2 separate regions of the Homo sapiens genome follow, and region 2 is linked to region 1. The links are chromatin loops, found by intact Hi-C in ENCODE. Cell type or tissue: MCF 10A. All regions are shown on one strand.

Region 1 (5,000 bases):
CATTCATTCCAAATACTCATAAAAATAAATGAAGAGTAATAAATGAAAATAGATAATCCACCTATTTTACTTAATTCTCATACATAGCATAATTTCACATTTAGAAAAGAAAAAAATACAAGATATAAATACACTCCATAAAGCTGAACCGAAGCTTTGAAGAACTTTTTACTATAAAATTATTTTATAAGCAGAAATGTTTGTCCTGAATATCAAGATGAACACTTGAATGTTTGTTTCAAAGAATTAAATCATTTCAGTGCTGTCCTAAAGCTAGTTTCGAAATTATGGAAAGGTTTCTGAAACCAAATGCATTTCTTCTTTGGAGGATATAGATACACACATGCACATGCACACACACACTCTTAAAAGAACTTGGCTCATTTTTCGAAATGCAGAATACATTTTTCCAACTCCATTATTCCTCTCCCTCTGGCTTGTTGAGATGAACACTTTACTAGGATAAAGGATTTCTTCTGTAAGGAAGTCTTATTTCAGATTAATTGGAACCAATGGAGAATGCAAACACCATTCACTTTCTAGCATGATATGCTGGTGGGTTGGAACCCATCTGCTGCTGTTGCAGAAAGTACTTGGCCAAAGTTGCAGTTTGGAAAGAGATGGAGGAAAATGGACAAGGGAGCACTTCTCAGAGTGCAAGCTTAGGCTCCATACAAGGAGCTTTCCCTTCCTACAGGATGGGTAGTGGAATGGCCTCACAATTTTTACCAATTTTTTTTTAGAATTGCTGTGGACCAGAAAATGCTGTATATGTCCTATTATTTCCCATTAATTTTTTTTTCTTTTTTGAGAGGGAGTTTCGCTTTTGTCACCAGGCTGGAGTGTAATGACGCAATCTCGGCTCACCGCAACCTCTGCCTCCTGGGTTCAAGCCATTCTCCTGCCTCAGCCTCCTGAGCAGCTGGGATTACAGGTGTGCACCACCAAGCCCAGCTAATTTTTGTATTTTCAGTAGAGATGGGGTTTCACCACGTTGGCCAGTCTGGGCTCGAAATCCTGGCCTCAAGTGATCCGCCTGCCTCTGCCTCCCAAAGTGCTGGCATCACAGGCATGAGCCACCGCCACCAGCCTATTTCCCATTTTAAATAGTAACATTATCGTGAGTATCCTGTCCTTGTTTCTCTATTGTATAGTAAGTGCGGTGAAAGCAGGGAACTTGTCTTTTTTAATTCATAGGTTATCAGACCAAGGGGAGCACCCAGGAAAAGACTGAACACCAACTGGAGAGCCTAGATTTTAAGCTGGTTGCAGTAATTGGCTGAGACTTTAGGTTTTTTCTTTGGGTTGGAGAGTTTTAAGTGTAGAAAGAAGAATGAAATATTTTAGTGACCAGAAGGGCAGAGAAAAATCCTGCCCATTCACCACACTGTTTTTTCTCTCTAGACAGGAAGTTATTTAGATCACTTTCAGTCTGACATTTTAATAAAAAAGGCTGAAACTGGAGTTATGGTTGTGGATGAGATGGAGTAAACATGTTTCACCTTTTCTCTCCCACTGAATATAACTATAAAACCCAAATAGAATGCATGATGGCAATTATTGGAAGATTCTGGAAAGTAAATAGGAGCAGGCAGATTGGAACAAAACAGAATTTGAAGCATAATCTAATTTGTGGTGAATTTACTATTTTCGATCTTCGATGTACCCCAACTTGAACTCAATGTGCCTGTTAACCTGGAAGTGAGCACTATAGTTCAGATGGGAAAGGGTTTCAGGAGAAGCCTCTGTCCTTGGTTTGAAGCCTAGGAAAGGAAGCCCCTAATGCTCAGGGAGAATGTGAAAATGCCCTCATTCCTGTTTTCCTATCTTTTCTTTTCTTCATTCTTTTATTTCCTAGCCCACTCAAGCAATTCTGAATGGTAGCAGTGGCAGCAGCTATGAAAACCCCAAAAGCCAAAACTCTGAGGAAGAGGACCACTCCTTTCCATTTGGTGGAGCTGTTGTTCCAAGACAGTGGGACAAACCCCTGTTGATTCCCTGCCTCTGTTCTTCTGCTTTGGCCAGGACACAGGTTTAGTCATGAAAGTGTGTGACACAGAGTGTGACACAGCAGGGTAACTAGAACTCCAAGTGTTTGTCTAGTGGACCATGTAGGGGAGGCCCAGGGAACGGGAAAGTACTGGAGAGATCTTGGGAAGGGAGGGGCTTGTGAAATCAACCCTATAAAGTTGTTCATGAGCACCAAGCTCACCTTTAAGCTGCACAAATATAGGTCTGATCCTCATTTGCATACCAAAGACTTTGAGAACTGAACTAATAGACTGTCCAAGTCTCAGACTGACCATTTGGCAGTACACACTTAGGAAAGATCCAAAAAGCATGACAGAAGCTTTGAAAATTGAACTGACTTTGGCATCACAGTCTATAGAGAGTGTACTGAAACTTGTAGCTTGTACATACTCAGTCAATTGCCTGCCAAAACCAAATATCAATATTCTCCACAGAACTTAAACAAGACCCAGAGTGCCATGATATAATATTCAAAGTGTCTAGAATGTAATCCAAAATTACTTAGTGTACAAAGAACCACAAAAATCTTGACTCACATGGAAAAAGACAACCAATATATGTTAATACCAAAAGTATACAGACATTAGAGTTGTCTGACAAAGACTCTAAAGCAGTTATTTCAACAATTTTTGAAGGAACAGTCGTGCTCTTGCAACAACAGTTAAATTAGAAAGCCTCAGCAAAGAAATTGATAATATAAACAAAAACAAAATGGAAATTTTAGAATTAAAAAATACAATTACCAAAAAAATTAAAAGGCTTTCTGGATAGACTTAATAACAAAATGGAGATGAAAGAAGAATCAGTGAACTTGAAGATAGATCAATAGAGATTACTGGATCTGAAAAAGATTTTTGAACAACTGGAAAAAGAATTAGTAGAGCTTCAGGGACCTGTGGAGCAATAAAAAAAATCGAATTTTCTGATCTTCAGAGTCTCATAAAGAAAGGGAAAAATGCAATGCTGAAAAACATTTGAAAAAATAATGCCCCAAATCTTGCAAGTTTGTTAAAAGACAAAAACTTACTTAAGTTTATACTTATTAAGAAGTTGAGCAAACCTCATACAGTATAAACTCAAAGAAATCCATGTGCAGAGACATTGTAATCAGACTGCTGAAGTCTTAAAACAGCCAGATTAAAATAATGCATTAACATGTAGGGGAATGATTATTTGAATGACTGGATTTGTCATCAGAAAGCAAGGAGGCAGGGAGGAGGAGGCACAATATTTTTAAAGTACTGAAAGAAAAGAAGCGTCAACCTAGAATTTTGTTTCTAGCTAAAATATTCTTCAGGATTAATGGTGAAATGAAAATTTCTCAGATGAAGAAAAAAAGAGTTTATAGGCAGAAGACCTATTCTAAAAGGATTGCTAAAGGAAGCTTTTCAAACAAAAGTGAAAGGATACTGAAAGGAAAGGTAGAACATCAGGAATTAAAAAGACATGGAAAACATCTCGGTAAATATAATAATAGAATATTCTTATCCTGTTGAGTTCTTAAAAATATGTTTGGCTGTTAAAAGCAAAAATTGGAATTTGTGTGATGAGGTTCTCAATGAATGTAGTTGTAATTCAAGACAACTGTAGCGTAAGTGGACAGGCTAAAGGAATATACAAAGCGGTAGGGTTTCTGTGTTCCAATTGAAATGGTGATATATGGAGTCTAAAAAACCCGCAAAAAATTAAATGTGTATCTCAAGTGAAATGACTACAAATACCATACAAAATAAGAATAGATACACTAAAATGAAATATTTTAAAAAGCCTTAAATAACCAAAAGAAGGCAGAAAAAACACAGGAATCAAAAAAAAAAAAAAAAGACAAAATAAATTGAAGAATGGGAACCTAAATCCAAACATATAAATAGTTACATTAAATGTAAACGATCTAATTGCACCAATTAAAAGACAGATAGAATAGATTTAAAAACATGACCTAACTTACGTATTGTGTACAAGAAACTCACTTCAGTTTGATACATAAGTAGGTTAAAAGTAAAAGAATGGAAAAATATGTACCATGCAAACACTACTATAAAGAAAGCTGGGGTAGCTATGTTAATTTCAAATAAAGAAGACTTTAGAGCAAAGAAAATTACTAGAAATAAAAAGTGCTATTACATACTGCTAAAAGGATTAACTCAAGAAGAATATACAAATACTAGATGTATATGCCACTAATAATAGAGCTTTAAGGTATATAAAGTAAAAACTAACAGGGATGAAAGGAGAAGTAGACACATCTATAATTATAATTAGAAGCTTCAACATTCCTCTCTCAGCAATAGGTATAATGAGTAGATGGGGAATGAGCAGGAATATAGAAGAACTGCAGAATGCTTCAACCAACTGGATCTGTCACAAAACACTCTACCCAAGAGCAGCAGAATAGACATTCTTTTCAAGTGTATGGAACATTCACCAAGACAGACCATCACATAGATTATAAAATAAGCCTTAAAAATTGAACCTCATTGAAATAGTACAAAGTATCTTCCGAGTCTACAAGAAAATTAAACCAGAAGTAGTGGCAGAAAGATAATATCTCTAAATACTTGGCAATTAATCATCAAATTTTAAAATAATGGGCAAAAGAGAAAGTCTCAAAGGAATTAGAAAATAGTTGGAAGTAAATGAAAATCAAAATACAAATTGTAGGATGAAGTTAAATGTTTAGAGGGACATTTATAGCACTAAATATGCATATTTTAAAGAGAAAAATGGCCTTAAAGAACTTAAGCTTCTACCATGATACACTTGAGAAAGAACAAATTAAACTCAAATCAATAAGAATGAAGGAAATTATAAAGACAAAAGCAGAAATCAATGAACTTGAAAACAAAAAATAGAGAAAAATCAAAGAAACTAAAAATTGGTTCTTTGAAAAGATCAATGCAATTTGTGAAGCTCTGGCAAGAAAACAGAGAATGCAAGTGATTGATATCAGGAATGAAAGAAGGGACATT
Region 2 (5,000 bases), 500 kb after region 1:
TTAAGTGAGGAGAGTGGAGTTTCAGCAGAAGTTTAAGAAGTTAAAATTCAACACCCATTCACAGTCATAAATACAGCAATTCATGCCTGAAGGGAGCACAGAAACTACAGAATAATCTTGTCGCCATCAGCCACTTTTCAGGGACCTCAGTTTTTTGGTTGGTTACAATCCCTAAGTAAGGGAGTAGTGGGAAGGCAAGTGTAAGGAGACATTGAGCTCATTATTGAGAAGGAATGATTATCAAAAACTGGAGACACTTTGGGAGGCCGAGGCAGGCGGATTGCTTGAGCCCAGGAGTTCAAGCAATATGGCAAAACCACGACTCTATTAAAAAAAAATACAAAAATTAGCCAGGTGTGGTGGTGTGTGCCTATGGTCCCAGCTACTTGGGAGGCTAAGGTGGGAGGATCACCTGAGCCCAGGGAGATTGAGGCCGCAGTGAGCTGTGATTGCACCATTGCATTCCAGCCTGAGCGATAAAGTGAGACCCTGTCTCGAGAAAAAAAAAAAAATGGAGACAATCTAAAAATGCAGAAGTTGGAGAATTATTAAATTAATTATTGATTTTGGTATAATTATATGCTGGAATACTATGTAATCATTAAAAACCATGTTTTATGAAGAACGTATAATGAGATGGGAAAATGTTCATGACACACTATGAAATGTAAAAAGTAGTATGCGAAATTGTGTGTATAATTTTTTAACAATTGGTATCCTAGAGAAAAGACTGCTTTGCAGCAGTTCAAAAGAATGAAGTAAACTTAACTACTCATGTGGGAAAATTCCTAAAGCATGACATTACATCATGAAAGCACATTTCAAAATAATGTACAGCACAATCCTATTTGGGGGGAATGTTGGATGGGGAAGGTTGAAAGGGGCTATAATGTCCTCTATATAATTTGAATTTCTGTAATAAGAATCTGTTTGTATATTATGAAATTTAAGATCACATTTTAAAAATTTAGAGTGGGAGAAAGAAGGGAGAAAAAATACTGGAAATGACTACAGTATTCACATCCCTTCCATTCCATATTGCCTTTCTAGTCACGTGTCCCTAGGTGCTATGGGGTCAGGTTCCTGTGAGGGAAAAAGGAGGGGAGAGCAGGGGCTGGGAGATGGCGTGGTTGTCTTTATTAAGAAACAGTACTTCATGTCCAAAACACCAAAAGCAATGGCAACAAAAGCCAAAATTGAGAAATGGGATCTAATTAAACTAAAGAGCTTCTGCACAGCAAAAGAAACTACCATCAGAGTGAACAGGCAACCTACAGAATGGGAGAAAATTTTTGCAATCTACCCATCTGACAAAAGGCTAATATACAGAATCTACAAAGAACTTAAACAGATTTACAAGAAAAAATCAAACAACCCCATCAAAAAGTAGGCAAAGGATATGAACAGGCACTTCTCAAAAGAAGACATTTATGCAGCCAACACACACATGAAAAAATGCTCATCATCACTGGCCATCAGAGAAATGCAAATCAAAACCACAATGGGATACCATCTCACACCAGTTAGAATGGCAATCATTAAAAAGTCAGGAAACAACAGGTGCTGGAGAGGATGTGGAGAAATAGGAACACTTTTACACTGTTGGTGGAACTGTAAACTAGTTCAACCATTGTGGAAGACAGTGTGGTGATTCCTCAAGGATCTAGAACTAGAAATATCATTTGACCCAGCCATCCCATTACTGGGTATATACCCAAAGGATTATAAATCATGCTGCTATAAAGACACATGCACATGTATGTTTATTGTAGCACTGTTCACAATAGCAAAGACTTGGAACCAACCCAAATGTCCAACAATGATAGACTGGATTAAGAAAATGTGGCACATATACACCATGGAATACTATGCAGCCATAAAAAAGAATGAGTTCACGTCCTTTGTAGGGACATGGATGAAGCTGGAAACCATCATTTTGAGCAAACTATCACAAGGACAGAAAACCAAACACCACATGTTCTCACTCATAGGTGGGCATTGAACAATGAGAACTCTTGGACACATGGTGAGGACCATCACACACCGGGCCCTGTCATGGGGTGGGGGAAGTGGGGAGGGATAGCATTAGGAGATATACCTAATGTAAATGATGAGTTAATGGGTGCAGCCCACCAACATGGCACATGTATACATATGTAACAAACCTGCACGTTGTGCACGTGTACCCAAAAACTGAAAGTATATAAAAAAAAAAAAGAAACAGTAAGGCTCTGAGTTCAGCAATGGAAATCAGGCACCAGGCCAGCAAATCAGGTGGTGAGGGAGACAGCACCATCAGCTGATTTTAAAAGGTCTGCAGCTTCTTTGCAGCTGTGGTTCACAACACAATCTATTTAGGAATTAAACAGATGGATTCCAAGGCCTACCCCGAGAGACTGGGACCAAGGATGTCTGGAGTGTACCCACAAATTCTGCATTTTTACAAGAAAATGTCCCATGTCATTCTTAGACCATTTCTTGAAGCACCTTGCTCTAGAGATGATAAGGAGCCAGAAATCAAATGCGTGAAGTGCCACCCTCTCCCTTCTCAATTTACCAGACCGCCCTCTGAATGCTTTTTTCTTTCAGAGTGGTTCATTATGTTCATTTAAAGCCAGTTCCACTAGATTAGTATGTTTGGTGGGGGTTGGAGGCAGGTAAGGTCATGCAGCGTGACTGGGCTGGGGAGAGTAAAGAAGAGGCAGAGGTGGCCCAGTGAAAAGGAGGGGCAGCTGCCACAAGAATGTTGTTAAGCTTAAAAATCAATAAAAATGCTCTTCTCTCCAGGTATGACCCTGCCAAACATATGACACAACTGGAAGACCTGTTAAATAACAGTCATTGTCACAGGATTATAGTCAAAATAATTATAGTATCTGATAAGTGAGCACCCAGGCCCTGATCATTAGCTTAGCTAAGAGAAAATGCTGTCAGTCTGCCTTGGGTCAAGAAGAACTGCAATAATCAGGTTTCTTCCTGAAGGGTTTGTCCAGTTTCCCTAGAAAGCAAAACGAAGGTCCTATGTCGCCACCTAGAGTCCAAAGCCTGGAAGTATTGGCTGAGGAAATTCAAATAGATCCGGCTCATTGGAGATCTCTGTCCAAGTTTAATGACAGCACCGGCTTCAGGCTTACCAATCCAGTCAGTCCTTTTTCATAGGACAAGAATATGAGTTTGAACTCAAGTCTCCATTATGACCAGATTGTTTTAGGATGAAAAAAAGTTGGCATTCTTAAACCTTGACTAAATGTGTAAGAGTTCAAGTGTGTGGGGGATGGTCAGGGAAGTAGGGTTGGTCTTAACTGCTGCTCTCTACCTGGATGACCTTAGGAAAATCATTTAACCCCTTAAAGACTGTTTCTCTGTTATAAAATGATAGGACAGAACTAACTTGTCAACACTACAAGCCTTCTAAGACCTCAAATTTTGTGATTCTATAGTAAACTAGAGTCTATTTAAACCGAGCCATTAGTCAAAAAAAAAAAAAAAGGCACAGTATGTAAAAAATATTGGTACCCTGAATTTGTGAATGTGACTTTCTTCATCAAGGAACCTATATCTTTTCTGCCCTCTAGAGCTCTGCCTGAAAACTGCATGGATTTTATATAAAAATCCTCCAAATGAGAGGCTTCCTTGCTTAAGAGTTGGAGGCTGGCAGCTCCATGAAGTTCAAGGCACACTTTTGTTCTGCAGCATATTCTTCATTCCTTCTATTCTTGCTTCATACACATATTCTGATACAATTCAGTTCAATTCAACCATTTATTCCAGAGTTCTCTCCCAACTCTCCCTGTTTATGGCTTTCAGCTGTTTGAAGTAAAATCCACACCATTTATTTGGACAAAGGGGCCAATTTTTCTAAAGGATCTTCTGCTCCATAAATGTTTTTCCTCTGATTAAGTTGTACAGTGGCACTAAGGAGGATTATCTGTTCTAATTTCTGGAGCCAATGCTTGTAAAAAGTAATCCCAGCTTCTTTTCTTGTGTCACTTCCAAGAAATGTGTGCACCAAAGCCCCCGCCCGCTGTATGACAGAGTAAGAACTCTGCTACAAAACTGCCAAAGAAACACAGGACAGCTAAGTGTAAGTTTAACAGCCTAGTGAGCTGTTAAACTTACACTAGTGAGAGGAGCCACATTTTGAGTCTTTCTTTTGGAGTTATGTTTTAGTTCTGAATTACCGCAGAACCATAGCCAAGCTGTGATCCATCCGATCTGCTGGGCTGTACCTAAAGCAAAGTTTCGAGAAAAGTGGCAACAGTGCCTTTTGCCAGCTGCATCTTTCTTAACTCTGGCAAAATCTCCATTTTAGGCAAGAACAGTACTGTTCAGTTGGGATTTTCCCTGAGTGGGACTCCTCCTGCTGTTGATAAAACAACAGTGTGAAACAGCAGTGATCTGTTTCAAAATTTATGCCAGAAATAAAAGTGGGATAGTGACCTATTATAAACCCAAATACTGAATGAGATCAGTTTGAAGATGCCTAGAATTTACGCAAAGGCCCTTTCAGGATTACTGCTGAAGAGGAGGCCCAAGACTCCTTACCTAATCTATAGCCTCATTCAAAGTCTAATCCACTCCAGGGTCAGACCCCTGCAGAGTGTGAAGCCAGGCACAGTGGAGACCACACAAAGTTTTTTAGGCACCAGTGCATCAAGAAATGAAGGAAGCATCAGAGAAAATATTTGCAGAGCTGTAAATGTTCTTTACTGTTTCTAGTCATAAAAGGACCTTACAATGTTTAATCTTAAGAAATTATTAGTATTTATTATAACTCTAAAAGGACTGCCCTTAAATTTGGCTTTTATTACTTACCCATAATGCAGCTAGTGGGTCAGCCTAATCATAGTAGTTTCCATTTTTCAGCTAAGCATATTTTAAATCCTCAGGGAACAGAAACTATCAAGTAACCTAGCCTGTTTGCAAGAACCTGCTCTCTGTTGCTGGCCATGTGTTCTGCTTTTATGCCCCAGTCCCACCCCCAACCCCACCAGAGTCCT

The links. Hi-C counts contacts between places; a loop is a spot of excess contacts. Peaks named below come from ENCODE experiments on the same cell type or tissue, not always from the same donor. Only the 100,000 strongest peaks of a DNase experiment are listed, where the experiment ranks them.
Region 2: it touches region 1 in a loop (17-fold over the local background); 1 of 110 quality-filtered maps calls a loop at or near these places.

What each region holds. Positions count from the first base shown.
Region 1 is chr14:36,103,593-36,108,592 of GRCh38, forward strand. All of the region lies in intron 1 of LINC00609 (long intergenic non-protein coding RNA 609), which reads left to right. Among named protein-coding and RNA genes, the nearest start is that of LINC00609, 36 kb to the left of the region's middle. In MCF 10A, no CTCF peak of the experiment used is centred here; a DNase peak (open chromatin) is centred at 1,979.
Region 2 is chr14:36,602,079-36,607,078 of GRCh38, forward strand. No RefSeq gene overlaps it. Among named protein-coding and RNA genes, the nearest start is that of NKX2-8, 22 kb to the left of the region's middle. In MCF 10A, a CTCF peak has its summit at 3,031 (motif pointing left); a DNase peak (open chromatin) is centred at 3,033.